Regions from separate parts of the Homo sapiens genome. Here region 1 is linked to region 2. Evidence: chromatin loops called from intact Hi-C (ENCODE). Cell type or tissue: transverse colon. All regions are shown on one strand. Links, peaks and the distances in the headings refer to the core of each region. The heading gives the core; the rest is flanking DNA.

What was found. Peaks named below come from ENCODE experiments on the same cell type or tissue, not always from the same donor. Only the 100,000 strongest peaks of a DNase experiment are listed, where the experiment ranks them.
Region 1: a loop joins it to region 2, with 7 times the contacts of the local background. A loop is called at or near these places in 3 of 110 quality-filtered maps.

The regions. Positions count from the first base shown.
Region 1 is chr15:36,801,266-36,816,690 of GRCh38, reverse strand. It overlaps CDIN1 (CDAN1 interacting nuclease 1), which reads right to left. Exons shown (of 11, transcript NM_001321759.2): 11 at 6,447-8,367. The coding sequence ends at 8,238. It also overlaps the pseudogene CSNK1A1P1. Among named protein-coding and RNA genes, the nearest start is that of MIR8063, 160 kb to the left of the region's middle. In transverse colon, for the core only: no CTCF peak of the experiment used is centred there; no DNase peak of the experiment used is centred there; H3K27ac peaks cover 5,524 bases.
Region 2 is chr15:37,103,902-37,119,326 of GRCh38, reverse strand. It overlaps LOC124903465 (a long non-coding RNA gene), which reads right to left. Exons shown (of 2, transcript XR_007064581.1): 2 at 9,343-15,425. Among named protein-coding and RNA genes, the nearest start is that of MEIS2, 11 kb to the right of the region's middle. RefSeq lists a silencer at 8,910-8,959 and an enhancer at 12,191-12,732. In transverse colon, for the core only: no CTCF peak of the experiment used is centred there; a DNase peak (open chromatin) is centred at 8,374; H3K4me3 peaks cover 3,552 bases; H3K27ac peaks cover 7,870 bases; H3K27me3 peaks cover 8,000 bases.

The sequences.
Region 1 (15,425 bases), core at 4,774-12,773, 300 kb after region 2:
TAGGGTTTTTCCATCTCTTGGGTTTGCAAGTTGTTCACGTAAAACGTTCTTAAAGTTGTTGGCTTGTTGTTTGCAAACCAGCTGGTAGGGTAGCAACCAAAGATTCCAATGTTGGAGCACATGAAAGACTGCCTGCTTACTTGTGCTAGAAATAATAGCATCTAAAGTGAAGACTTAAGAAAAACTTAGTGACTACTAGATTATACTTAGGACTCTGCATTAACTTTATAATGTTCTTAGTGTTTTTCTTAAAAGCTTGTCACAGAAATTTAGTTAACATCTTACAACTGAACATGTATGTATGTTGCTTAGATAAATATTATCACTGTAAACATCTATATGATTGGGGATCTTGTTTTTATTTTGAAATGGTAGCTTTTCTGTTTTTAAGTTCATTAAAAACTAAAAACTGTTTCTGTAGGAAGATGAGTTTTTTTTAAACAAAAAAAAATGCCTTGCTGACTCCCTATTAAATAAAATCTCCCAATTTTTTGATAAAATTGAGTCTGTGAGTCAAACTCACCTTCGCTAATGGCTCAAAGATGCAATTAGTATCTTTCAGGGAATTGTCAAGAAATAAACTGAAAATGTAATTCGATTTTCACATGAGTTTCTTGGCTCATTCTATGCACCCATTTTGCCATTTTTAACTCATTTGTCATTGGGAAATATTTTCAAGGATAATGGGGAAGTAAGAAAGACGAAAGTAATTTACCAAAAGACTGAGTTTTACATCATTATGCAATGTGCTCATGGCCACTTTGCCATCTTTCATTGTTCTGCTTTTCTATTATCCTCTGTTAGGTTGCACTGCTATTTTTTCATTTATTGAAAATTTTATTTTTTAAAAATTGTAACTCTGAAACCAAGATGGATTCTTCTATTCAAATTAGTACAAAATATAATACTTTTAGATTTTTACCTAATTTTCCATGTGCAATGATTGTCATTATTTTAGCTGCCAGAATTAATGAACTGATACAATTAAAAGGTTCTGGCAAAAGTATTTATAGCTTAATGGTAAATATATTAACAAAATTGTCTTACCATGTAAAGCATACAATCTTCTCTGTCCTTGAAAATATTTTACACTTCTTTTTGGGAACATATTTTCAAACCACTATTATATACAATCACTACCTTATAAAAATGCACTGTACTAAGCAGAAAATTGATACCCAGATGATATAAAGGCCATGAAAGATAAAGGAGGCAGAGTGTTTAACTCACCTTGAATTCCTAGCCTGGTTTGAGTGGGAGAAAAAAAAAAACCACCCCAACCCCGCAAAAAAAAGAAAAAAAAAAAAAAGAAAAAAAATCTCCAAAGCTAGAAATGTGTAAAATTTACTAATATAATCTGCGAATTTCAAGGTCTTTGTGCAGGGCCAAAATATACAGGCCTAACGTTTTTCATTAATAATATAATTGAACTTGTAGACATTTACTGAAAATAATAATTATCTGCGCCCATCTAGTGTTTATCTTGAGGCTTAAAATCATATTTCTATGATTTCAATGACATATTTAGCTTATCTGTATTACTAGACAGACCTTAGCCATGGACAGACACTTTGCTTGATGTTATAGAACTATCAGAACAAGTTATTGCTTGTTTTATTACTTAGGCCGATGAACAGGTATGAATTCTGTTTCAAATGCTTAGAATTTATTTATACTTGCACTGAACATGAATGGCCCAGAGCAGGAATGGAAAATATGTGGCATCCCTGTGATCACTGCCTACTCTAAGAACTAGATCAAAGCCTTAGCTGCTAAGCTGAACTTGGCCTTGGAATTGCTTAATAGCAGTGAATGCAGCCACCATAAGCAAATAGAAAGCTACTTGCTGTCCATAGTCTAGGGTTAAAATATCTTATTAAAAACCTCATAGATTTCCCTCTTTCCTTCATGTGATTTGCTTTTCTAAAATTTCCAAATATTTTGTGTTGTTTTCATTTTGAAGAGGTAATGATTTATTTTTCTTCAAGAAGAGGATCTTTTGTTGCATTAAAAAAATTCCCCACAGCACCTCACATACTTCTAATACACATTAGGGACTCAATAAATATCTGTGTCTTAAATAGTTTTAATGCTGGAAATATAAGACAGAATTATCACCTGCAACCAAAGACCTGGTCTTAGTGATATCTGTACTGGGGGTCTGTTCTGTCCAGAAGCTCATGGAAGGAATAACAAAGTAAAGAGCCCCAACAAATTAAGTCCTGGGAAACTGGCAGAAAAAGAAGAAATGTGGAAGTTCCAGTTCCTTTTGTGCTACAAGTTTCCAAATTATGAGGAAATATGCCAAATGCGTTTGGCTTTCAAATAATAATATACTCTGAATTAATGAGTAACAAGGAAACACCCACTGAGCGGTTCATGGGCAGTATCTCTCCAAAGGTCAGATCCTATTGGCAAATGACCAAATAACCCTTCTCTCTTGAGCCAGCCAACACTTCTATGGCCAGGAAGCACTTTGCCATCAACTCAGCATTATAAAAGGGAGCAATTAAAAGTATCATTTGCAGTTAATCTAATAACTCCATTGAATATTCCAAAATCTGCTTGTGAAACACAGTTGATTTGGGACCCTGCCGTGATTTGAGGAGAAAGTTTTTTTTTTTTAATGGAAATATAAAGATAAGCCATTTCTTTTAAAAGAGAAATAAAGATTTTTAATATTCTCATTTAGCAACAGTGCATAAACAATAATGTATTAAGATTAACTTTAAGGCAAATGCAACAAAAAGTTATGTAAATTCCCCCCTTAAAACTAAGTGTGCATCCTAAAACACTCTTGTTGATGAATTTGATTTATTTCACATTTTGGGGAGTTTCTAAATTAATTAATTCTTTAACATCAACACATGATGATTTTCTCTGATTTTTGGTAAATACACTCATTTTTCAGATGAAGAAAATGAGAAAGATAAAGGTTCTAATTATTTGCTAATGCGAGTGATAACATATTTAATAAAACCGTGTCATTCATTTACTCATTTAACATTTATTGAATACCTGCTCTGTCTGCACCAGAATTCTGTTAGGCATTAGGGACTAAAGTGAACAAAGTTAGTGTAGTTTCTACTTTCATGGAGCTTACAGTCTAGTCGGAAATCTTGCATTAAACAAGTACAGAAATCACAACTGAGATAAAACAAAAGCAATCAAATAAAGGGTGCTTATAACTTTGTTTACTTAACAAAACTATGGTTTCCTGCAGAGGTGGTTTTATCTTTTTATCTAAATTTTGATTTGTCCTATAGAAGAAATTCAATTAAAAATGTAAAATACAGAAGGTTTACTATAGATCCACTGAATTGTTATTCCTGAATGTTATTTCTGAATTAGTGTTTAATGTTAAAATGACAAGGGTTTTTTTTTTTTTTTTTTGAAAAAAAAAGTGCTAGTTATTGTAGAAATACCTTTAACCAAGGCAGTTTCCAGGGGAATTAATGACCACTTTAGGTTAATGGTCATTGGATTCATGTTCAGCCCTCAATTAAACTCTGAACTTCAATTGTTATTACTTAATTGACTTGGTTATATTTCATGTCAGCATTTCAATATGACCTTCCTTTTAAAAAGTAAAAATTACCCTGACATAATACCATGAGTCTTTAGTTGAGCCTGACATTGTTGCTGCAGCCCACAGTATCTTTATATATGGTTGAGCCTAGAATTTGCTTAGCTTTGCTATCACTAGTGTACTTCCCATTATCCTTGCCTATAAAATGAGACAGCTTAGGATAAATCCAAGTGATGAGGGAAAAGGGATGAAAAAATAAATATATCTGTTGCCATGATTATTATTAAGATGCCAAATAAATCCACTGAGATCCTCACCACTTTATCCTAATTGCAGGGAGTTAGACAGTTTTAACGAATACCTCGAGTATCACAATTAAATACTATCAAGGTATGCTTATTTTAAAATGTTCCTATATTATCTTTTCCTTACAAGTGACTCCAAATATTCAGCTGTTCTTGTTAAGGAGATGAAAACTTAAATCTCCTTTACCTATACATTAAACAACAAGAACAAGTTGGATTTATTTAAACAATGAGTTGGATTTTATATAAAGTGAGTATGACACCCAGATCGAACTTTGCTATACTAAGTGAAACAAATTAAGGCACCAAATGAGCATTTCCCTTCCCCTGTACTGTGGAAATGTTTTAAAAGTCTTTTTGAAGTACTTTGATCAGGCTTTGAAATCATTTTAGTGGATTACTATTGTATGAAAACTGTAATTTATAGCGCTTGACCTAAGCAGCTCTTTGTCTCACAGCCATATTCAAAACAATAGCAGGAAAGTGAAAAACAGAAGGCGAACCCAAGTTGTTCAGGTTATTATTTAATTCATAATTCCATCTTCCTTATTTAATCTTTGGAATCCAAGCATGTTCTTAATAAAACAGGTTCAGATCATGTTTACTAAATGTAGGAAGGTTAGTTTAGAGTAACAAGATTAAATGATCCAAACACATGACCCTTCCATAACCCACGAGTGACTTTACACAGACAGGTTCAGATAGACGCTTCCCATAAATGGTGACATTGCAGGCAAACTTCTATTGTTTGCCTTTTAGTTTCCTCTCAAGTTAAGCTTGCTTTGTTCCTTAACCCTAATCAAGAATGTGCCTATTGAGATTTTCTCCTCTCATCTTGTCACAAAATAGTTATACTTTGAGACAACTTGCTCCCATCAGATCACATGAAAATGGCAAGCTACCCCCAAGATGAATGAGCTAGGAGTGATTCGCTAAATCATACAGACATTTTGCTATTTTAATCAGCTGAACACCACCACTCAGGCTGAAAGTAGCTATATAACCTTACTTTTTTTTTCTCTTTTTGCTCCTTTTGCCAAATCATTTACTGAAGGCATGAACTTCAAGCCATATTTAACCCTGTAAAATCTTATTATCTTAGTTAAAAGTTTTACGATCCTTCTGGTGCCACATATGCACTTGAGTATTTGGGCATGTGGAGGGTGCTTAAGTTGTGTTTCTCCCCAAAGAGGTTAGGCCAATTGCTCCCCACTCCCCAACCAGGTGTATGCATCAGGACATATTTTGGTCCTGGGATCCTGATCTTTTAGAGAGAAAAAGAGCCCAAGAGTAATGAGAAAATGCAGGGTACATGTCCATGTGGAGGGAAACTGGCAAAGGCCAACGCAGGGGAAGATGACATGGAAAAAGTGAAAAGTGAAGTGAGAAAGCATATGGAAGCAGTAAGGATTTATTGCAATTGAGATACCAGGTCTCTAGATGGGAACAGTTAAAAAGAGGAGACATCTAAGGCATCTTGGTTCCAAAGAGAAAAGAAAGCAATGGGTGTAGCTCCCCAGTGAGAAGCAAGTGAATTAACTGTTCACTTCAGCATTAATTAGTGTGGCCCACCAGGGACCATTTAGGTAGATTACCTCATCAGGGCTCTAAGCAGTCCCCTGGCGGCCTGAGTGAGTTAATGCACCCCCTCAAGACCAACAATTTATCATCTTTTCCAGGGGGAATCAAGCCTTGCAGATAATGAACAGGTACACACACCTACAGTTACAAGAAAATTATTTCCCCTGGAGGTCCAGCGTTCTACTTTAGACCCCTGAGACTTCCCTTTTATTTTAGATTTTAGGAGTGTTGTAAAGAGCTGACGTATGCTTCACTAGAAGGCAAAAGAAAAAAAGAGGATATGCAACTGTTTATGGTTTGTTTCTTTTTTGAGGGGGTACAGATGTGAGGTGGGAAGGAGTCTATGCAGTCGCCTTACAGATCAGTACCGGATCAGCTTTGCTTTGAGTTGATCTGTTTCCAGACTTCAAATGGTCGCCTATGTGTTTGTGAGGGCAGATGCTTGGCAAGTCTGCATATGCCAGGGAGAACGTCATTCAGTTTTACGTTTTACACACGCTCCTGCTTTCTGGCTTTGCATAATTCATTAGCATAGTGTGCAGAATGCACCATAAAACAAGATTTGGCTTTAATGTTAATGTTCTAATGATGACAGCAATAAAAATAAGTTGTCATTCCGTGTCTACTTTCTGGGGCTGATGTTTATATTGTCTAAACTAAAAAAACCAGCAAGCAGACAATGCATAGAGATGGAACACAGACAAGTATTTTTAACAGAAAAAGAAACAAACCAAGGAGACTTTAAGCTTCCAGTTGGGAACATTACTCTCTTCTCTCCCATACAGCTCCAATTCAAAAGTAGTATAATTATCACATTAGTTTTTATGTGTGAAAAACTTACTTTTGACTAATTTGTAACCTTATTGTAGTGTGTACAGTTTACTGTTGGGTTCTTTCTCACTTTTAAGGGCCAGATTTTAAAGCCTCATTCATAAAGAGGAGGTAGTGCCTTTGCTAGGAACACCAATACCTTCTCACAACACATTATGTCAGGGCAGCAGGTAAAAGAATAAATACAAAACGCAAGTACCTTTTTTATTTTTTAATTTATTTGTTCACGTTCATCATAATAAATTTGTTTAATGTAAAATAAACAAATCCTTGACAAGGGTTTAACAGGATTTTCAACATCTGTGCAGATAAATGTAATTTATTCCTAAAGAAAAAACAGTTTAGAACATGCCAGGAAACCTGCTTTTAACATTTTTGTATAAAGTGTGTGTGTGTGTGTGTGTGTGTATCCAGGCAATACAGTAGTGGTTTCAAATCATTCTATTTCACTCAGAAGCCTGCATGATGAATTTTATACTGAAACAGAAGTTTGCCTGACCCTTCTTTAGCATTTCATCTTCTGCCTCTCTCTTTTGATTTAATGCACCCCACTCAGAGTTAAAATCCACACATGTTGGGACCAGGTTTGTGTCCTTCAAAAGGAAAAGCAGCAGGCATATTTTTACAAACCTTCTTTGGTAGAAAATAAACAAAGTATAAATGACATATTTAGTCTTTTGAAAAAAATCAAGCAATGTATATAAGTTAAAGCTGTCTGCAAAAATTACATTGTTGTTATTAGTATTTCCCATATCATCTATTCAACATTATAAAAGTTGTTATGTCAGCATGGCAGGGTGGCGGGGGCAAATATTTTACTAAATACGTTTTGGGTACAGATTAATATTCAACTTCCCAAAAGATAGGTTTATTATTAACTTACTGATGTTTCGCTTTAGACTGAAATCTGATTTGCAGTACATAAAAGTACACAAAAGTGAATAAATTAAAGTGAACAAATAGAAAAATCTCCTTTATTTTGCTTATTTAAAAATTGCTCCAGGTTTATTTCTGGCACACTCAGTTCATACAAAGCTAAACATTTCTAATGCTGAACTTACTCGAGTGTTTTATAATTACATGGTATAAAATGCATATACTAAGCAGTATACAGAATGTGCCTTTAAAAAACTCGACTCATAAAAATACTAGCTCACGTACATACTGACAACTAGCCATGTTTAAAAATAAACTCTCCTCAATGTTGGGTTGTCGCCTCTCGGCCCCCAATCTAAAGGAGTGTGGTTTCCAGGCACAATGGAACTAATACTTTCAAATAAGATAAATCTAAAATATGTGGTGTTCAAATAACATTATTAAAAGAGGAAATTCTCATCAAGTGTATTTTTGCACTTGGCTTACTGTCACAGAAGTCAGGAAGCCGTAAAGATTGAATATAGCAAACACACAGCATAGGCAGGCTGCCATCAAGGTCTTCTGGAGCTCTGCAGGTGAGTACAAAGGTGGCTTTGGACTTTGTGGCTTCAGCTTTCCTAGGTTTGCGCTAGATTATTCCACGATGGTAATGCAATGCTGGGTCTCTGTGAGTGCACATGAAGAGAAAGGGAGAGGGAGAGACAGTGAACGGAGGCTTAGGGAAAAAAAAATAAGAGGGTGATTCGGTAACTGGGAGGAGAATTGAAAAATCACACCTTTCAGTCTTCACATTTTTTCTTTTGTTCAGCATACAAGGATAAACCATCCGGAAGAAAGAAAGATTATGACTATCTATAAACTAATTGTTTGACAGAGACAGAAATGCTGATAATGAGTGGGTTGTGTCTGTAGTTCTTGGCTGTTCACATCAGCAAGGGATGAAGGAAAACAGAAACTCTTGATATGTTTGTCTAAAGAGGTAGTGGTGTGACTACGGGCAGCAAGAGTTCAGCTGAAGTTCAGGGCAGATGTTGCCAGGATCTTACAGTGCAGGAAAGTAAAATTGCTTCCGGATTCACCTTTTCCTCCCAGCTTCTCTTCCAGGATCTTCAGGGTCAAGCTATGCTGTGGCATAAGGTGACAATGTTCGTGGGGAAACAGGCTTTGAGCAGGATGCCCCTTTCCCGGTTGCAGTCCAGCTCCTGGATAAATCCATACCAATAGATGACTAAGCCTGGCCCAAATCTGTAAAAACACCAGAAAATAACACACACACATGGTATCAACAGAGCTCTTGAAAAAAGTCACCTTGGGGCACTGATAAGATGATTAAATGACAGGACTGCACAAAATTTTTGTTTTGGTTGCTACCATTGTGACTGAAAATAGCCAAACTTATACCAAAGAGTTCACATAACACACATACTACCTTCTCGGATGGATGTGTTCCCTTTCTTTCCAGAAACCTGAAGTATTTCAGATATGGAAACTCTGAATCTTACCTTTCAGTAAGGTGTTATGAGCTTGGGCTGATGTGACTACCTAGCTGATGGAGGACAGATTCACAGTGCAAACAGGAATGAGCTGGGGAATGCCAGCCTTGGGATTTAAGTCTAACATTTAATGGTACTATTTAAAAAATTAAACTTGCCTAATAGCAACTAAGAAAAATAAAAGAATGTTTGAAAACAGAATTTAAAAAAATGCAACAACTTATGGTCCTCTTCTGGCTATACTGTTCTACTTATGCACCCATTGGGCTGGAAGTACCTCCTGTCATCCATATGACACACTGGGTCCCTTTACTCTCTGCATTACAACTTCTTTAAGTGTGGACACAGCATAAAGTTTGGTCATTGGTGCTTACGGAAATGAGGAATAAGGTCATATAGGCTTGTGACAAAGTATAGATCGCTACGGGCTTAATAAAACCTCAGCATTTCTAAGTTGTGCCCTCTGAATTATCTGCAATTTTGTTAGCAGTGACTGATCCCCGCCAGGCAGACTCAGGAAGTGGCCCTATGGACTACTTCACCCATCAGGAAGTTGAGACCTTTAGGCTGGGTTCATAAAGATGTAATCACTATCAATCACTGCACACAGAGAGATGTTTTGCACATCAGTTTCACGTTTTTCCTACCGAGGGCACTTAATTAAAGGGCAGCACTACTTTTGGTGTAGTGTTGCAGGAATTTTACAGTGAAATAATAAATTATGAATGTTGGGTTAGTAAAAGCATGTCTAAAAACAGAACTGCTTTCTGTATTCTAACATTACAGCAGGCTGAACCATGCTAGGCCAAAAAGCTTTTGCCTTCCATGATTTATTATATGCTGTAGTGTACTTGCCAAAACTAACAATACAGGATGGGCTGCGAGATACTGTATGCACAGGGACAAGTTCAATTGGATGTCACGGCCTGGTTTATTTGGGGATCCACATTAGTGGGGTAGCCAAGTTGTATTCAAGATTATTTAAAACTTTGGGATTCCCCTCTGTGCAGGTACAGAACCATGAGATGGCAGCTCATCACTTGATCTTGTTCTAGAAGATGTAGGAACTGGGTATAATTAGAAGCCTTGGAGCACCAGGCCCACTGAGATTTATCAGCTGCAGATGTTCTCTTCTTCCTCAGCATCCCCAAAGAAGAGATTCCTTTGGGGTCAGTAGAATTAGGCTACCTGTGCACAGGTGTGTGGGTCCCCAGGCTCAAATGCATACAAGACGAAGCTCACACCTGCAGAAGAACTTGCTTCCATTTAACCGAGGGTTTCTTAGTAACTTTTAATCACAAACACTTGTCTGTAATTGGAACATAAACCATTGGTACCTTTATTTTACAAAGAGCTCTATGATTAGTGTCAAATGATCTCAGATTTGTCAAAACAAGTCTGGCAAGAACAGAAAGATTTGTGATTCTGTGGACCATGTCTGAGAAGCCACAAACCTTCCCATCAGTGAAGCACCCCTGAGTCACGGCCTTGACAGATCTAACATTAAGCTCAACACATTCTTCCATTTTATTATACAGCCATTCTGGAGACCATGATGTTCTTCAGAAAGGTGCTAATATTTTCACAAAGGAAGAAAAAAACTGTGATCTAACAAGTCACAGAGAAGAACAAAAGAATATATGGAGGTCATAAAAAACAAGCCCAGTATTTTAAAGATTTAATAAACAAAAACACATATCACCAGCACTGAGCAAGTGAGAGCAGCCTGCACTTTCTTTGAACAGCTAAATCATAAGCCAAAGGACACGAAGCATGACAGCTCTTTACGAAAATGGCATTTTCTAGGCAGAAAAGCCAGGCTGGGGAACACCTCAGTGCTCAAGAAAATGGACTTGTTTCACTTGTGAGGCAACAGATATTCCTGCAACTCAAAAAGGTTTTGCAAGATTGTGAACCTGAACATTTCATGCAGTGGTTCACAACCAGGATTCCCTAAAGATACCAACACAGATCTATGAACATTTTGAGTAGGATTCATTAATAAGACTCTACTGTCTACCTAAGTTTTGTGTTTCTTATGGAACTATGTTTAGGTTAGGTAACATTACCTCTGTCAATGTAGCTCAAAACCTCTGATTGACAATATGTCTCTAATTAATTAAGAATGAGGAAACACAATGTCCCTTTGTAAATAGAGATTGATACGCTTTCAAATTATGTGGTCTTTGGGTGACAAAAGCAGTAAGGACTTTAGAGGGTGACAAGTTTGGAAATTTAATGGCAGAACAAGATCTGGCCTTATTCCCAGCACCTACTTTAGTGCATTTCTGAGCCTTCTTCAACAGCTCAGGATCCAGAGATTATCAGATGCTGACGAGATAATCTTTCAGCAACCTACCTGTTTATGAAGAGGCTGACCACATTAAGCAACTTTATATAATCAATTTCTGGGTTATCTGAAGTAACAGGAGGGGAAGTTTTGGTTGCTAATTTGAAATATCAAGCAATCAAAAATGGTAGAAGAGGTGTAAAATAGGACCCTAGAAAATTTTTATTTAGGTCAAATGCAGACTTTTGGGTTGAACCATTTCCTCTTTTTGATGCCTATTCTTATTTACTGTGGCACCACTAGACAAAAATGAGATCACTGGGAAGGCAAATACAACCTTTGTGACCAATAAAAATCAAAGAGACTTTGTTAACAACATTGAAAAGAAAAGAGAGTCCTTGGGTCTGAGGAGATATGCACAGCAGAGGTTGGTCTGCTACTGAGATTGCAGCCCTCCCTGCCAGCTGGGAGACCCTCAGGAATGGGTGTCCACGGACATCTGAATTGATTCTGGAAACACTTTTTAAAGTTGACTATAATTTTATGGTTGCTATACTCATGGTCAAGTAATAAGATCCAAGACCCCCAATGGATTTTAAAGACTCCTGGGAAGCAGCGACTAGAATGTGAATGACGTTTGAATAAGTAATTTTGCTTGCAAATAAAATATCACCAAATTAGCAAAAACAACAAATACGCCTTGAAAAAATGGGAGGTGAAAGCCAAGAGCCATCACAGACCATGAAGGCAAGAAAGATGAGGTTTTTCATAAGTAATGACCCCTTATAAATATGTTCAAAATGTGTTTCTCGGCTGGGGACAGTGACTCACACCTGTAATCCCAGCACTTTGGGAGGCTGAGGCAGGCCAATCACTTGAGGTCAGGAGTTTGAGACCAGCCTGGCCAACATGGTGAAACCCCGTCTCCACTAAAGATATAAAAAAATTAGCCAGGCGTGGTGGTGCTCGCCTGTAGTCCTAGCTACTCTAGAGGCTGTGGTGGGAGAATCTCTTGAACCCAGGAGACGGAGGTTGCAGTGAGCTGAGACTGCACTACTGCACTCCAGCCTGGGTGACAGAGCAAGACTCTGAAAAAAAAAAAAAAAAAAAAGTGATTCTCTGGTTTCATTTCATTTTAGGGTATTTAGAGAAATTCAATCAGAGACGATGGAACTAAAGCTGGCCCTTCTGTGCATACCTGTTTCCTAGTGAGTATCCCTCTGTTTCACCATTTGTCTGTTATATTGGGACCCTGTTGAGGGTAAAGACCAGGTTTTATTTGTATTCATGACCTCCATGCCTAACACAGTGCCTGGTACATGAAAGATACCCTCAAGGACAAGATGGGCAATACAGGGTTAGCACTAAGATGATCAGACAGCTTTGCATTGGTTATTGAATCAGTGCGAGTCTAGAGACAGGGGTGCAGGCAGGGGTCAGCCATTGCCTCGGCATGGCAATTTTATTAATGACCAGAGTGAGCACACTAGTGGCATACTTACAGGTTATAGTGAAAATAATATAGTTACAACAATGTTCATTATTAACACTTTCACCCCACTTACTATGTGCCCAACACTGTTCTAAGCACTTTAATATATATAGAAGCACTTTATATATATCGAACCACTTAATTTGTATGCCAACTCCATGAGGTTGGTACAATTATTATCCCTGTTCTACAAGTAAAAAAACCAAGGCATAGAACAATTAAGTAGATTGCCTAAGGTCTCACAGCTAAAAAGTGGAGGAACCAGTTTTAGAACCAAGGCAGTTTGTGATGCACTCACTATGAGGTAGTGATCGGTTTACTAAACAGGGTGATAGAATGTTAGACTTTAACCAGAAAAAGAGAGTCAATGTCCTTTGCAATGGTTAAGCCACACCTAGGGCATTTTGGAGAGTTCTGGTGTCATATTTTAAGGGCATGTCTCCAGTTTGAAAGTCAACCAAAGGAGAATCCTAGGATATTTGAGGAATGGTTAGAATAAGAGTATGTCTGATTTAGAAATGAACAGTCAAGGTTCACTAACACACTCATCATGTTCTGATTTTGAGAGTGCTCTTATGGAGGAAGGATTTGATTCGTGCTGTAGCTCTCAAGTGCAGACTTAGGACAATGCTTGAAAGTAGCCAAGAATTAGATTTTGATTCCACACAAATAAAATTTTTTGTATAACTGAAACTTTCAAAAACATGGAGTGAGCGGCCTTGCAAAATAGTGACATCAGTAGATCTGTTAAATCAAGGCTGGGCTTTCATTAATTTTAAAAAATTGAACCAATGCATACAAATTGGGAATGTTTACACAAAATCCTGCATATTTAGCTTTTTTTGAGAAACTAATCAATCTGGCAACAAGCAACTGAAGATAAGTAACAGCTGCCCCCTTCAGATATAACCTAGGTTCGCGGGACTGCCACAGTCCCCACTGTTCTCTGTCACTTTCTGATGCCGAGGATCAGTGCCAGGTATACCAACTGAGCTTCTTAGCTCCTAACTTGCACTATACAGCAATACTCCTCCTTGCTGCATATCTAGGATGCTAAGGTTACATAAAATAAAGAATTCTCCATATTTTCTCCAGTTCTATTGTTTTGGTAAACTTGGTTATTGGGTTCCTGAAGCTGCATATTTGAAGGAGTTGGTTACAGGGAGAACACTTTGTCAGTCAAGGTGAATTCCTGCTGGCAAGCAGTGAAGAGAGACATAAAAATGCCCCAACTGTGAGAGTCCCTGGCTGTTTGGTGTTGGGGCTAGCAGGCTTTGTCGATCTCAACAGGTGTTGAGGACAGTGCAGGAAACACAAATGCTGCTTACATTTTGTTCAGTTTTAAAAAAGGCAGTGAAAGCTGTTAATGTATTTTTAAAAGATTATCACCAAGAATGTTTTAAAAATGGTACTTCAGTGAGTAAATTCTTAGTTTTGGAGAAAAATCTAGCTATCCTCAGATAAGCCCTGAGGATTCCAGATTGCGAATGTTGGACAGAATATGATATAAGTATCTTTCTGTTCAAGGTTTCCTGTAACTCTCTGAGAAACTCAGTGGTTCAGACAGAAAATTTGGCTCCCCAAATTCAGGAAGAACTTGCTTACTCTTTTTTTTTAAAGTATAAAACTAAATACTCCCCTTTCCTTGCCACGCCTCTAACACTATCCTATAATTCAGGAATTACTAGGATGAGGCATCTTTACTTATGGAGAATGGAGAAGATTATTAACTTCCTATTGTTATACTTTTCCTCAAGGCATCCTCTTCAGAGACTGTTGAAAAGAAAGGCAGATGAAGGAATTTAGAGGTTTCGAATCATACTATTAGATATCATCTTGCTAAATTAACCCCAATAACCCCTCGTTGGTTTCCTGAAGCCAGCTGAGCTTCTAGATCTCCACAGATTTCAGGGAGCCCTTGACCAATCATTATGTCTATAAAGATGCTAAGTACATATAAAATAATATAAGATCTCAATAATCAACAACAAAGAGGTAACTAATATTTACTGAGCAGGCAGTGTTTCAAGAACTTTTACATGTACAGACTAATTTGGTACTCACTGCCACCCTATGAGGAGGGCACTATGACTATCCTCATTTTACAGATGAAGAAACTGGGGCCCAAAAAGGGCCAGGTTTCGAACCCAAGCCGCCTGGCTCTATGGCTTACCCTTGTAACTACTATGCTTTACTGTCTCATTATACCTTGTGTTTATATAGCATTCTATAACAGTCATTTGACTCTGAAAAATATTTACTACACCTGGATAGGTGATAGGCAAGCAGGGGTCCAGAAGCAAGGCAACTGATCAAAACCCCAGTATATGAGTTGGGATCCACCTATCTACACAGGGAATAACTCTAAGTTTGATGTCAATAGTTTCACGCTAAAAAGTTTATCTGGCTACTTATTTCAATTTAAGTATCACCACATTTAGGAAGTAGATGGAAAAGCAACCCATAATTCTGGCAAAAGAAATGAAAATAATTACTTTTGAGGGAGCATATTTTAAACCTTTGACAAACAGGTGGAAGTAAGCTAGGGAATGAGAATTACAGAATCACTACATAAAGTTCAGAGAAGAGAAATGTCTCACGCTGTGAAGGGGTTCAGAAGTTATGGGGCAGAATCTAAACATGAGGGAAGAGGAGTAAATCCAGAACACTGCCACAGCTTGTTCATATAAATGGAAATAAACAGCTGGAATAAGTTATGAGGAAAACTGAGGGAAGCAACGGGTCTAAGTGAACGTATGAGGTAGAGATTTGTTTTCCCAGAAAAGAAGGTTCAGAACTTGTTAAACAGGGTGATACAGTATGCCCCAAAGGCCCCAGTTTTGCTCCTAAAATACCTCTAGTATACAGATGCATCTTATGTTTGTGCCATTAACTTGGCTTACCCATGTTTTCAGCTCTATGAGAAAACCACTACATATATTTTTTAAACTAGTATGCTTTTACATCTCTTTTGGTAATAAGACGGTGAAAGGTGTGGGATTTATGTACTATTACATAATTTGTCTCT
Region 2 (15,425 bases), core at 4,699-12,698:
GAAAAAAGGGGGGTTGGGGAAGGAAGAAAGAAAGGAGAAACGAAAAGGAGGGTTGGGCACAGTGGCTCAAACCTGTAATCTCAGCACTTTGGGAGGCCAGGGCGGGTGGATCGCTTGAGCTCAGGAGTTCCAGACCAGCCTGGACAACATGGTGAAACCTCAGCTCTACCAAAAATAAACAAAATTAGTTGGGCATGGTGGCATGCACCTGTAGTCCCAGTTACTCAGGAGGATGAGGTGGGAGGATTACTTGAGCCCAAGAGGTCGAGACTCAAGTAAGCAGAAATTGTGCCACTGCACTCCAGTCTCAGTGACAGAGCAATAGCCTGTCTCAAAACAAAAACAAACAAACAAAAATAAACAAAAATAAACTAAAAAAAAAAAAGCAAAAAAGAAAGAAAGTAATAGGATTGGAAAGGAAGAAATAAAACTGTCATTTTCTGTAGACTATATTATTATCTAGTATCTACATTGAAGGCCCAAAGAATTTGTAGATAAATTGATATACGAGACAGGCAGGCTGAAGATACTTGGAAAGCAATGGAGTTGGTGGAGTTGGTACACTGGTTATCCATACAGTGAAAATGAAAGGGATTCTTACCTCACTTCTACACACAAAATTCAATTCCCTGTTGTTAAAGAATTAAGTATAAAAAGAAAAGACAATCAAATTTGTTAATAAATTTTATAGAACATTTTTTTAAGTTCAGAATGCAAAATATTTTTTATACAAGACACAAAAAGCATGTCATAAAAGAAAATATTGATAAATTAAATTACAGTAAAATTTAAAACTCCCGTGTATCAAAACACATGTCAAATAAAATTAAAAGCCACAAATTGGAATAAGATGTTTGCAATATGGAATTTATAAAATTAATAATTAAAAAACTCAATATAAAAATGGGAGAAATACATAATAAACAGGTATTTCACAAAAGAGGAAATATAAATAAAGAAAAAGCATATTAGATGTTCAGCCTTATTAGTGATTTAGAAAATGCACATTCAAAGCCACAGTGAGATACCTTTTTACACTCACCAGATTAGCTTGGCAAAAAGAAAAAGAAGTCAAACATTACCAAGTGTTAGGAGAAAGGGTTGTAGATCAACAAGATGTCTTCTGTACTACTAGCAAGAGTGTAAGTCAGTGCAATCGCTCTGGAAAATAATTCACATTATCTTGGAAAGTTGAGCATTTGAATACCAAAACATTGGAAAATGTACTCTTATATTGATACTCTAAATCTAGAAAAATCTTTGTACAGGAGCATCAAGAGATACATACCAGAATGCTTATTGCAGAACTCTTTTTAGTAACAACAAAAAATGACAACAACCCAGGAGGTAATGACAAATAAATTGTATTATAATTACAGGATGGAAAATCAAGCAGACATTTAAAAGAAAAAGAGTGAACTATCACTATACACACAAAAAAGAATCTTAAAAATGCAACATTGAAAGAAAAAAGGAACCCAGAAAAAGTAACTTGAGTGTGATACTATTTTTACAAAAAAAAAAGCAAGATGAAACAATATATTGTTTAGGAATATGTATACATACAATACAAATATAGATGTATACAGAAAGGTTAATATATTAATAATATATACAATATCATTTTATTGCACATAATTTATATTAAGTACATATAGTTCAGGAATGCACACATAGAAAAACTATTAACAAAAAATTCAGGATGGTAGTTACCCTAGGAGGAAAGCCAAAAAATGAAAAGGAAGGAACACATGAGTACAGGCAATGTTTCCCTGCTTAAATTTGGTGGCTAGTTTATAAATGTTTCTTTTATTATTAAACATTGTAACATTTAAGTAGTTATATGTATGCTTTTGAATATAACACATGTTTTACTAAAAATAAAAGTAAGAAAATAATAAGTGATCATTTTTTAATCAGAGTAATGTTACGACTAAAAGGATGGGAAATAACAGATGGAAATAAGAGAATATTAGAAAAAACTCAAATCAGAAATCCTTGGTTTCAGTAGAGCAAGAAGTGAAGTCATCTGAGAACAAGAGGAATGAGAGTAGTTAGGGGCTACTGAGTGTGTCATAGAGAAAGGAAGAAAGGAGGAAAGGAAAGGAAAAGTATGGATAGAGAGAGGGACAGTGGGAGAGCAGGGGAAAAGAGAATGAGTTATTGTCAAAGAAATGAGTCTCCACAGAAAATGGATTGTTTCAGGAGGACAACTGAATTTAGAGCATAGATGTGAACTGCACACTCTGAGGACTTCTTCCCTCAAAAATGGACTATTCAAGAGGAACCAAAAATGACTGGGGATTAATATGGAGATTGTCATGACTGTGTATATATAGAGAGAGGTTAATATATTAATAATATATACAATAACATTGTATCACATATAATTTATATTAAATATATATGGTTCAGGAATGCACACATAGCAAAACTATTAACCAAAAATTCAGAATTATGGTTACCCTAGGGGAAGAAAGCCAAAAAATGAAAAGGAAGGAATTTTTGTCATGACAGAAAGTTCAAAAGTGAGAGAGGCCTTGGGATGCACACTTAAATATGTTCATATCCTCTGGTCTATTTTCAGGGATCCATTCTAAGAAATCATCCTGAATTCTGAAAAACTTTCATACCCAAAGATGCTCATTACAGAATTACATATAAAAATGAAAACTATGTATAAATAAACTTAGTACCCAGTAACAGTGGAATGAAAAAGTAAACCATTTTACTTCATTGATGACATCTATTTAAATAGAGTCATAAGGAATTTGAATACTTGAGCAAATTGTATGCAAAGTGCAATTACAACTACATGTAAGAAATTATGCATTAAAAAAATACACAAAATACACTAAAATTTTGGCAGCAATTGCATTTGGATACTTTGCTCATTGGTCATTTCTTTCCTTTTATCTTTTCTGCATTGCTACATTGTCTTTTTTTTTTGAGATGGAGTCTCACTCTGTTGCCCAGTCTGTAGTGCAGTGGCGCGATCTCAGCTCACTGCAACCTCTGCCTCCCGGGTTCACGCCATTCTCCTGCCTTACCTTAGCCTCCTGAGAAGCTGGGACTACAGGCGCCCGCCACCACACCCAGCTAATTTTTGTATTTTTAGTAGAGACAGGGTTTCACCGTGTTAGCCAGGATGGTCTCGATCTCCTGACATTGTGATCTGCCTGCCTTGGCCTCCTAAAGTGCTGGGATTACAGGCGTGAGCCACTGTGCCCGGCCTGCTACATTGTCTTTAGTAAATATGTACTACTTTGAAAACAGGAAAGCAAATTAAAAGATACATGTATTAATTGTATTAGTTTACAGTTTAATACATTTATTAAAGTGGGTTGAAGATCAAGAAAATCAGGATATGACTAATGAATTGGCAGAAAATAATCAAGAAACCAGAAAACACAATAAGGGCCACAAGGAAGAAAGAATCCTTTGTATTTAACAGAGGGTAATATAGTGGGTTTAAAAAAACTGAATCTCTACATTTGAGCTGTTGAAAGTAATTTTCAGTTCCACATTGTAGCCATAGATGTGGGTGGCTAAAACGGACATATACGTGTGCATACACACACACACGTGCACACACACACACAATGTGAGTGGGAATGGATTTGGGGATATGAGGTGGACAAGAAAACAGTGGACCAAGTGGGGATGATCAGGGTAAGTGGACAAGAGCAACCTGAATGAGAATTAGCCAAGATAATGTAATTTTGTAGTTTGAACTTCAACAAAGATTCACAAATATTTAGCAGCATTACCATGGTAAATTATACTTAGGCATCAATTAACGTTGAGAGAGAAATAACCAATTTTGTAAAGACTGTGTAAAAACAAATAACCTGCTTAAATTGTGTTCTATTTATTAGTATGTTCAATTGTATATGAATGCATCCTAGGTCCTAAAACAAATGGCCCTACTTCATGTTTCTTCTTCACAAATACGTTCCGACTTAGTTTTCAAACTGTATATCTATATCTCAAATAAGCCTGGTCCAATTCATTATACAAATAAGACACAATTGGTAAAGTACATGAATGAAATCTCTGAAGATGGCATTTTTCAAGTGAGTCTCTGTATAATATCACCTTTGAAGTTTATTCTACTTTTCTTATCATACACTCTAGTCACCAAGGGAAAATTTATTTAAATGTTTCTGTTTCCACATATACCTCAGCCAACCTCCTACAGTAAAAAGTAATGCAATATTGTATGTGCTTTTTTGGTTTTATTACTAATGTATATACTAATAAAAGCTAAATCTTAATTCATTAGTATCATTGATAATTTGGAAGAATATAGAAGGCTAAAATGTAATTGAAATGAAACACATGACTCTTGCAAAGACTTAGTTCTGACCTAAGAAAGCCTCTTCTACTCTCAATTCCCCGTACCCCACTCAATCTCTTTAAGTCTCCCATAGTAGCCTAGGTATATTTCTACTTTTGTTCATACCAAAATCTTTTTATACGCCTGCCTCTGTTTTCCTCTAAAAACCCATTGAAGCTGAGAATATATTTAATTAATCTTTATATGTCAACACTCATAAAAGCACCTAGAGAATATTGCAAGCTTAATGAATATCTATTTGAACGACTGAATGGATGTAGGAATTAGTGATTGAATATTTTCTATCCAGTTATTAATGCTATTACATTACAGAACATCTCTGGCTCAGGATTCAGTGTTCTGGTTCTATATGAGTTCACAGCAGAGTATTATATTTTAAAGAATTATAAAGCTCATACTTCTACACTGCTAATCCAAAAATCAGCCTTTATTTAAAAATTAATTTCAGTGTACCCTATATAGTCTTAAAACATTATTATGCCTCCTGATAAAACTTCAAATTATATGTTCATAAATTTGTTTTTAACCTGTCAAGCATACATTGCGCCCCCTGTTACATACCCATTTTATTGTTATTGAAATCACTGGATTCTAAATTGCAATGGCATTCCTTTATTTCAGCAGTAATTTAGCAGGGACAAGCCCAATGATACATGGAAAATGCTTATTACCTCCTACACCTCTGCCTCTAGCTCGTCTAACCCTTTTTCCAACATCTATGAAAATAAGAGTTCCCTCCTTTCTCATCTGTTTTGCTCAACAAGATGCAGAGGGAAGAACAATGAACTTCAAGCAGGCAGTTCAGGGATTTGGTCCCAGGATTGTTACTACCTTCAGTTAATTAGACTTTGAATGCTTCTCCTAACAGTTCTGAGTTTCCATTTCCTCCTATATAAAATGAAAGGGTTGCACAAAATGATAATTGTAAAAATAAATAAAAGCTCTATTTATTAAGCTTTTACTATATGCAAAGAACTGCACTATGTGCTTTACATGCATTATCTCATTTAATTTTAATCCTCTAAACACGTTTATAAGGTGTATCAGTCAAGGTCCAGCAGGAAACAGATGGTACACATCAAATTGGGTAATTTGAGGAGAGCTTAATAAAGGAACTTTATTAAAAAGGTGTGAGCAGGGTGTTAGGAAACCACGAGGGACAGTACACTGCCCCAAGGCTAGTACTGGAGAAGGACATTGTTACCTAAATCCAGAAATGGAACTCTGGGAAGAAGACTGCTTGAGCTGTGGCTGGAATGCAGCCAGCCCTCAGGGACCCTGGGAATCAGCACCCAGACCTCGCTCTGCCCACTCTAGGCAAGCCCAAGAGGAAACAAGGGCCATTCTAAAACCATCCGTACCAGCCTTCAGGGGCACAAACCAGGAGGGGGAAAGTAAAGGGTGGACCTGCAGGGGCTGACAAATGTGTCCAGTAATATCAACCATTGTTATGCTGAGTTTATGCATGAGGTTAGTAGAGTTTAGAGGAGTCAGGTGACTACTAAGAGTTCACAATCAGCACAGGCCAGACCTAGTATTCAGCCCCTTCCCGTCAGACTCCAGAGCCTGAGCTCTTGATGGCTTTTTAGCCCTTGGAGTCCCTTTTTGTCTTTCTAGGGTTAAAAACAGCCTCAGAAGTGATCTGATTCAACCCTCTCCCTTAGAGATGTTTGAATAAGATGTCTCTCCATTTAGGACATGAGCCTTGCAGAGACCTCAGTCGCCTTTGAAAAGCTAGTGGTCTGTGTGCTCATTCTTCCTGTTCCAATACTGTGGCTTGTATCCTGACATGTAATTTTGATTTGTAACCCTGAATGAGACACTTGTAGAGACAAAGTTGTCAGGCAGTCAAAAGGAGAGAATGGCATTTTTTACTATTAAAATTTTTTCTTTCTTCTGACATTCTCTCCTCATTAAGCAAACTTAAGGAATTTTCCATTGACGAAGAGTTGTCTAGTGAATAGCTTTGCTTGGGGTCAAGGTGGAGAGTAGGAAGGGCAGTAAATTGATGACTGGATTTTCCAATTTCATGTGCTGGAGTCAGAACACAGCCCAAGACTCTGTTAAATGTGTTCCAGTAGACTATGGAAGAAGTGAGCAGAAGGCAAAATGTTTAAATGCAGTGAAACTAAAAACTACCATTAAACATATTCTTCAATATTCCTATGAGGGTCCTTAAGATAAGAAAAGGAAAGGAAATTCTCATAGAATAGTCAGAGGTTGTTAATTACTCTTTGCGTGAGAATTAAATTTGCTGAAGAGGGACGACTGAAGTAATTATCTGAGGTCAAGGGCCCTATCCCCAATCTGTCTGCTCCTCTGTCAAATAGAGATTTAAAAAACCCATTCAGTACTCTTAGTAATGGGAAACTCTTCCTGTATGTACAAGCACTTTTTGGCCTACAAACAGGTTGTAGTCTAAGATGGTCTGTAACTCAGTTGTTGGGAATATGAGGCAAATCTTCTAAAAGCCAGGGTGTTATAAATTGTGACTCAGGGCTGGACCAACCTTCGACAACCGTTTAAATCTCGAATCTAACTCAGTGTGAGTTGCAAAACTACTTCCTGGTATGAAGCAAGAGGAAAATGACAATACTGAGAACTCAGTGCTTCTGTCCCAGGTCAGGTCCTGAACCTGGCATGTTCTCACTGCCCCTCACACTCTAGCACCTTGAGGCTCAATGCAAGAATGGAACCTGAAAGTTTCAGGCAAGTGCCATGATTTGCCATCTTCATTACTAACAGGATGTAGGAAGCTTTCATGGGTGAACAGTGGCCCAGATATCCCTCCCCTCGAACTCAAAGGCCCTTTTTGTTTGTTTGCTTTTTACACCAGAGTGAAGGATAAAAAGTGGAAGAGTTATATGTTTGTTTTTGATTATTTGGAAAACTTTCCGATTTTAGCAGAATGTCTGCCTACAAGTAAAGAGGATCTGTGAATGAAGAAAAGGAATGGTTTGATTACCTTTTTAAAGATTATCCCCATAGGCAAGGCAGGCCTGAGAGTGCGCTCTGGGAGAGAAAGTTCAGTTTGGGGTTCCCTTTTAACTAACTGGGTAATACAGTATTGAGAGATTGACTCTTCATAGGAAATCTTCAAAAACCTGGCTACAGAACGTCTTTTTTTGAGGAAAATGATTTCCCTGCCATTGAACCCTAGCTAAGCAAGACTTTTGAGATTGCTTTAATCATCAGCGGCTTCAGTGTCTTGGTAGTGAGTGAAAACGGGATTAGGGTGGAATAAGGGGGAGAAGTTTCCAGTGACCCGTGGTGAACCAGTGTTAAGAGACCTCCCCCCTTCAAATAGGCCCTGCATGTGTAAAAGTCAATTTCTACTTTATGAGGGATTAGAACCAGAGAGCGGCTCATATTTAAACCCTGCAAAGATAAGGAACGGTGAGTTTACCCCAAATTAGCTTTCAAAATAGCTCTGATCTAGTAATTTGCCCAGTAATTTCCCCAGACTGGGGCAGGTCTGAAGAATTTAAAAAGAGGAGGAAGTGGTATCTGATAAACCTATGGTTTAGGATAGCTGAATTTGGGGTGGAGGGGGGAGTGGAGGAAGAAGGTAAAAGAAGAGGAAGAAATGTGGGGAAGGGAGAGAGAGAGGAGGGAGAGAGAGAGAGGGAGAGAGAGAGAGAGAGAGAGAGAGAGAGAGAGAGAGAGATCGAACTCCACCAGGTTGCCTTCATTTCCCCGCAAGATTTCACCCACTATGAGCTTCGGTTGTTGCTTTGTTTATGCAAAGTTAGTCGGCCTGAGACACAGGGAAAGTGCTGAGATCCACGCTGAAGAACGCAAAAATGATTTTTAAAATGTAAATGAAACCACGCACACACACACACGCACACACACACTGGGTCGGGGCAATCCCTGCCCGTAGACTTAGAAATGAAAACACGCCGAGGAGGGCGGGCGGGAGGCCGCGGCAGCAGCGGGGAGCGTTGTCGGTGACCGAAGGAGCTCTGGTGAATATCAGGTTCGGATTAGTGACAACTCAGAAGTCACGCCGGCGGTTGGGGGAGGGAAGTTTGCCAAGGTCTCAGAACTCGACGGAAGAGACAGCGGCTTCCCTTGGCGCCGGGCGGAGCGGGGCGTACGCAGAGAGACCTCTGTCCCGGCCCGAGCCAGCTCACCCCCAGCTCTCACACCCCGCCCTGAGATTGAGTTTGTCAGCGATCATAAAATGGGAATTGATTATTCCAGCCACCATTGATTAGGGAAGAATGCTTACTGCAGCAGCGGGGAAAAGGTTAAGAGGAAATTGACCTTCTTCCTAGGTGACATAAAGTCATTAGGTAAATGAGATATTCACACTGGAGTTTTAAAAGGTCACGCTCAATTTTTATTTGTAGCCTGAAGAGTCAAGCTGGAGCTGGGGCTTAGGGCAGGGACCCCGCTCTTCTGGACAAGCAGACCGACAGGGAGACAACTGTCTTGCTGCGCTGGGCAGGGCCAAGGTGGGAGGTGGGTTATTGTCTGGGGAGGATCGCACTGGAATTGGTGGAGTCCCGGGCCCCCGAACTCTGCGCCTCCTGCCTGACCCGTGTGTGCGCCTCTGTGCATGTGTCCCTCTGGGGCCCTGCGCTTCGCGCGGCGTCTCCTCCGTTCCAGTCACCCGTCAGCAAAGGGATGCCGGGCAGAGGCAGACGATTACAAACACTTACCCTACCATAGCCGGCCACGTATCACACAGAGTGAAAGTGTTTTGTTTTGTTTTTTAAGGAGAGGGTGAGAGATATATTTATGCACATATTTATCCCTCTAATTATAGGAATTAATCCTCTTACTTATGACTAAAAGGTAACGTGGAAGGACGTCTCTTTGATGTGGAAAAGCACCATTTGTGACTCACATTCAGACTGATTAAGGAATAATTGTTGTTAAACGCTTTACAAGAGGAGAGTGTTTAATTGAGGGGCATTCGTAATTTTACGGCTTAGTACGAAATTAAACGTAATTAAAAACTCAGAAATTCCAACTGATTTTCCAATTATTTTTATTGTCTGAGTTAATTATTACACAAGGGTATCACTTTGCCCTAAAGGCATTTTTTTAAAAAGCAAGCATACCTTTTCCAAATATAGCAGAGAAGCGATTCAAAGCTTTCTCCAGGTACAAGCCTGGTAAAGGACCTTCCTTCTTCACTCCCCTCTCCTTCGGTCCCCCGCGCGCCCCTCCTTCGCCTCCGGTAATTAAGCGTTTCAGCCACTCTCCCCTCTCTCTGAGTTCCTGCAACACCTTGGGATGTGAGAAAGTGATGGCAGTTCTCTTCTGCAGATCATTACAGCAAAACTGGAAGTATCTGTAGAAGGCTGATGAATTTCTTGCAGTAACACTTGTCATACATGGCGGCGAGATTTTTTTTAAAACAAGCTAAGTAAACACAGCTCTCTGGGGGCGATCCCTCGATGCCTCTGCCTTGGGGTGTGTGGCAGGAGGGAGGTAACACCCAAGTACCGACTGGAAGTTGTTTATAAACTCGCACACGAAGACGTACAGATGCACGCTGGAAACTTTCTTTGGTTTGCACTTCTATTTCTTTATTTATTTACTTATTTGAAAGAAGGATGGGTATGAAAGAGCTTCTCAGTTAGATTATGAATGTTTTTTTAATGCTGGGATTGACGGCAAAAAGCCAAGCTATGTTTGTATGTGTAGCTTCTTTAAATGTCCAAATAGACTTATTTAAGTACATCAAAAGGTTTACAGAAAGTGCTTCAGTGTTATGGAAATGAAAACACATCCTCACAGCTAGTCCAGAAGTGGCCCTGTCTTCCCTATCAGACTTGGGTATCTTTCCTATCAAACCCTGAAAAAAAATAAATAAAAAACATAAAATTGGGGAGAGCGTGGATTTATAAGTTTCAATTCATCTGGACGGAGAGTATGGAGCGATGGAATGTTTGTGTTTCAATAAGTCTTTAATTTCTCTGAGATTTTTAGGACAGGGACTTCAGTGGATTCTAGCTTTCTATCCGCTTTCTATCCCTTTCCCCTCCACACCCCATAAAATAAATGATTGCCACTGATCTGATGTGCCAGGTGAAAATGGGTAGAATTAAAACTATCAATTCTGTTTCCAACGTGTGTCTTTCACTTGAGTTCAAAAGCTTTTAAAGTTAAAACGTGCCGATCATTTATAAGTATTATTTCTTTTTCTACCATCGAGGCTTTTAAGTAAAAAGAAAGAAAAGGTGTTTACATTTCCAAATTCATTTTCCCTGGAAGATTTCAATCTGCCAGGTAATTTGATGATGGACCCTTACGGTATGAGAACGTCTACCTGGTGAAGCCTGGTTTACCCGAGTGCGGCCAAGTACACTCAAGTCCAGTTTTTCCGTTTTTTTACTCCAATGGTATATTTGGAGCTGGGATGTGGATATTTAAATTCGAAGCTTTCCAAGTGCCTCAGTACTATTTTGAAGAAGAGGTTAGAGTAGGCAGAATTGGGGAGAAAGGAAGAAGGATCTCTTTGAAAGTTAGAGATGGTGAAAAAGACATGTAATCCGATGTGGAAAATTGAGTAAAAGAGGTAGTGCACACTTTAGCTTAGGCAAAGATTGCTGAATCCTTTGAAGAAACTGACACGGATTTTCCAGAGATGGGGTGGGTGTAGGGGGGGAATCCTAGGGTGGGCATTTTATGTAAATTAGCATATTTGAAATATAGTACAAATCCAGTATAGTAAAACTGACAGTTCTGACAGTATTGACAACATAAATATATGTTTGAACACTGCATTTTCAGACACTTAACCGATGAAGCAATAAAAAAAATTCGACTACAATATTTCAAATAATCGACATTGATGTTTTGATACATCTTTTTATACTCCAAATCGATCTATCACTCTGGGGCTGGTCAATTTTAAGTAAAAATGTGCTGCTATTATTTGTACCTTGGCTAATGATGACCTAATAACAGTCCCCAATTAATTACACCCGAACCGTGCTTTTTTTTCCTTCTGCAATGGAGGTGGGGGGCAGTTCTTGGAAAACAGAACCCACTATTGTGCCATCCTTCCCCTCCCTTGTATTCCATGTTTGCCACGGGTGGGGGTGGGACTTCAGATTTAGGAAGGGGTCTTTGTCTGGTTGATCATAGACGTCACAGGCTGAGGTCCCCTCACCTGAAATAACCACCCTCTGGGTCTGTATTGGGAATACGGTCCTCACTTTTACTTTGCAATGTCAAAACTAAATTTTAGAAAATTCAATCATAACTCTCCTTCAGGTCCCATGTCCTTTCCTCTGTTTCAAGGACTAGATGGAAGAGATTTGCTCAAAGATTGGAAATTTCTCTCGGGCTGTGTGTGTATGTGCGTGTGTGTGTGAGAGAGAGAGAGAGAGAAGAGAGAAGACAGCGCGCGCCACATGAGAATTTTAATAAAGTAGGGACACAGCCAGGTCCAAATCTAAAGCACCTAGCCTGAGTAGAATCTCTCCCACAGCCCCATCCCCTCTGACCTCCCTACCCGGCGTTCGATTGTTTACCGGCTACTGAAGAAAAAAAAAAAAAGCTACAAATAAGAAAGACAATGACCTGCAAATTGCAGGAAAGCAGGGAGGAGACTGTTGGGTATTGCATCCCAGGCGTGCCTCCTCCCGCACTATGACTGTTGGCTTTCTCTCTTTGCCCTGTGAGTTTTCCAGTTCTTTCCCACTCCTCTCCAGATTTGGTGGAGGTGGGGGGAGGGGGAAAAGAGATAAAGCTGATTAATTGAAGGAGTAAACAATCCTGGACAGGCCTAGATACAAACTCGAGCAGTCCATTGTGAGGTACGGATCGGGCAGAGGCGGTGGAGGACCGCTCGCACCCCCACTCCGACTCCATCTCGCAGGCTAGGCGCCGCGCCGTGCTGTTCCCCCCCCCGCCACCCCCACCTCCCCCGTTAAGCCCCGACCCTTCCTCAATCTCGCACTGAGACTCGGCCTTCTGACCTAAAACTGAGCTGGGCTCCTAGCCCTGAATTCCAGTGTCTGATTTCTTTCCTCCAAACTTCATGAATGCAGTTTTAAGCCTCTCCAAACCACCGCCAGCTGAGACGCTGGGACTTAAGCGGCACGCTAAGCAACTTTAAGATGCTAATCAAAGGCAAAGGATGTGTGTGATCCGCGCTGGGTAAGGGGGAGGAGGGATCAGAAAAGAGAGATCCGTCGCCAGAGCATCTCCCACTTGCGAGAGTTACTAGCCTCTGGCCGGGGCTTTCCAAGCCGCCTGCGCTGAAGTAGGGGTAGGAACTAGACAAGAGGCCGCAGGAGGACAGAAAAAAAGAGGAAAACAATCGAGCGGAAGAGACGAGAGAAAAAGCAGGAGAGAGGAAGAAAGAGAGGAAAGAAGAGAGCGCGGGAAGGAGGAAGAAACAGTGAGAGCAAGCGCACGTCGTGTTTGGAGCCCCGCCAGATAGCGCTAGAGGGCTATTTATTGAAGTCCTTTCTATGAGATGGTGAAGCCCCTAAAATTGGGAGAAATAAAAGAAAAGGGGGCATAAAGGAAAAAAGTATAATAATTTTACTCCATTTTATTTAAAAAATAAAGTGTGGGGTGCTTAAACGTTATTAATGGGAGGAGGCGGAGAATAAATCATTATAGAAAGTTTAAGTGGGAAAAGGACCAAAGAACCAAAAACCACCACCACCACCACCACCACCACCAACAACAACAAAAGCAAACAAAAAAGTCCCCTTCCTTCTGTTGATCCCAGCTAGGAAGAGTGAGTAAAGTTAACAGGTAAGGAAGCCAGTGGAATTATTTCTAGGCCAACTTTCAGAGCTGCTGGTTACACTGCTGGGAAGGTCAAGAATAGTTCACAAGGATGAGCCGATGTTTATGGAGAAGGGATGTTTTAAAAGTAATAGATGGCTGCAAGGGGTGGAGAGGGAAAGACAAACACGTTATTGGAAACGCCAAATAAAATATATATCAAAAATTCCAACTGTCAGCCAGCAGGTCTTGAACAGAAGATAGCCCCTTCTGCCTTTGTCCCAGCGATGCTGGGCTCAGGGCTGTTTCTGCAGGGCTGAAATCAAACTCCTTGAATAACAATTTAGAAATACTCTGAGACGCTTGGAGAAAATAACTAGACTACAAAAAAAAAAAATCACTGTGTCATTCAGAACCCAAAGAAAAGTGCTGGGGATGGAAAGAGAAGACCTAGTGACAGAAGTGGAGTCCAGAGAGAGAGAGAGATGGAGAGAGAATAACATATTTTTGATCACTGTTACTTGCTCAGTTCAGTAATGCAAGAAATAAAATTTCTTTCAAATGATACTTTACTTTTAAGTATTGACTTGGTTTTATCCTAAAATCTCTGGCATTTCACATATCTAGCTTCTCATTTTAAACCTGAATTTTCCTTTTACCTGAAGGAATTTTTGAAAATCAAAGTAATAATTCATGTCTTTTTTCAAAATCAGTAAAGAGAACTTCCCTCCCGGAATAAAAATTAACCTTACAGAGTTTTTAAAGATATGCTTAATCCAAAATATTCCAAATCAAAACATTAAATAAAGTTACAGATAAGATTAAGGTTGGACTTATTTGCTTCTCTAGCAAGGCGTCAATTGTTCTAACTGTTGTAAGAAGACAAAAAGGATTTAAACCTGGCGATTTTAATACACAGATTAACACTTTGGACTTCTCAGTTCTGAGGAATTTGAAGTTATCTGTGCTAAGAAGCTATAACTTTCAAGGAAAAGAAAAAGAAACAGCTACACAAGCTCCTTAAGGAGTGTGGGCAAATTCACCTAGAGTCTGGGTTCATAAATTCTTGGTTCAAATTAAACACTCCCCATAAAGCCAATGCCCTTCAAATTAAGGGACTATAGTGGAATTCAATTATTCCTTTTAAATCTTAAATGTTACCTATAATAGCATTCCATGTTGGCTCAAAAAAAGAAAATGAAAAATAGAAAAGTAGCAGTTTTCAGAACTCTTGGGGCTGCTTCAATAAGAAAGAGGTGATTAAAAACAGACTCTTAAATTTGAGAGGCCCGATTCCCCCTTCCACTGGTCCCCACCCGCTTGGTCCCCTCCTTTTCACCTCTTTTTTATGCAGTACCCCCACCCCCACTCCAGAGCTAAGTAGCTGATTTGGGATTCTGAAGAAATAGGTTTCACCATCCATATTTGTTCTGGGGCACTTGTAAAATGCGATTTGTAGAGGGTCTTTAGCCTTCTGATTGTCTTTGAATTGTTTTTACTGAAACAGATCTTTTGCAGTTAATGAGTCCCCACGCAGCTGGACAGCTCCTCTCGGACACTGAGAACTCTAACCCCAAAATGACCCCAATTTGACACCGCAAGATGAAATTTTACCGCCTGTTAAAACCATTTCCAGCCTGGGCAGAAGGAGCTGACTGTTGACGGAGGTGTGTGCCACCTCCTGCGACCCCCATTTCGTGCCTGTCTCCCGGGCCTGCCCCACCTACTTTCCTTTCACCCCAAATATGGGAGAGCAGATGAGCCTGGAAGCCTGGGTGGGAGTGCCAACGCTGACAATGGGGCATTAGCAAAATGCCACCAGGATGGAAATCAGTAAGTGCGGGTACCCTACTCCTTTGGAATCGCTTCTATTGGACTGGAAAATTGGGGATGAGGGAAACCAGGAAATTCTTATATGTTAGATGAGCCTTTTTCAGCTCTATTAATAAAACACCCGCAAGTTGCTGATTAAAGGTAATAGTGTTTTGAATTCAGCAGACTGACCAAGAACCAATACCTTGAATCGACTCCAACTTGATCTCCTCATGTGTAATCCACTACACTAGGACTGCTATTTTAAACTAACAGTTTCATAAGTGACATGCAACTAGATCAGTAAGATCTCTTTCGTTCAAAGAAATTCTGGGTTCTCCCCTGAGACAACTGGCAAATTTTAAAAAGACATAGATTTCCTCCAGTAGGAATGCACTTTCAACACTCTCACACTTTTTTAACTAAAAGTCGTTGAAGTTAAATATGACTTTTTGACAATATCTTAAAATGTCATATTTCTCTCTCCCTCCTACACCTAACCATATTGTTCCTGTTGTTTGCTTTAATGTATTCAATAAAATGCAAA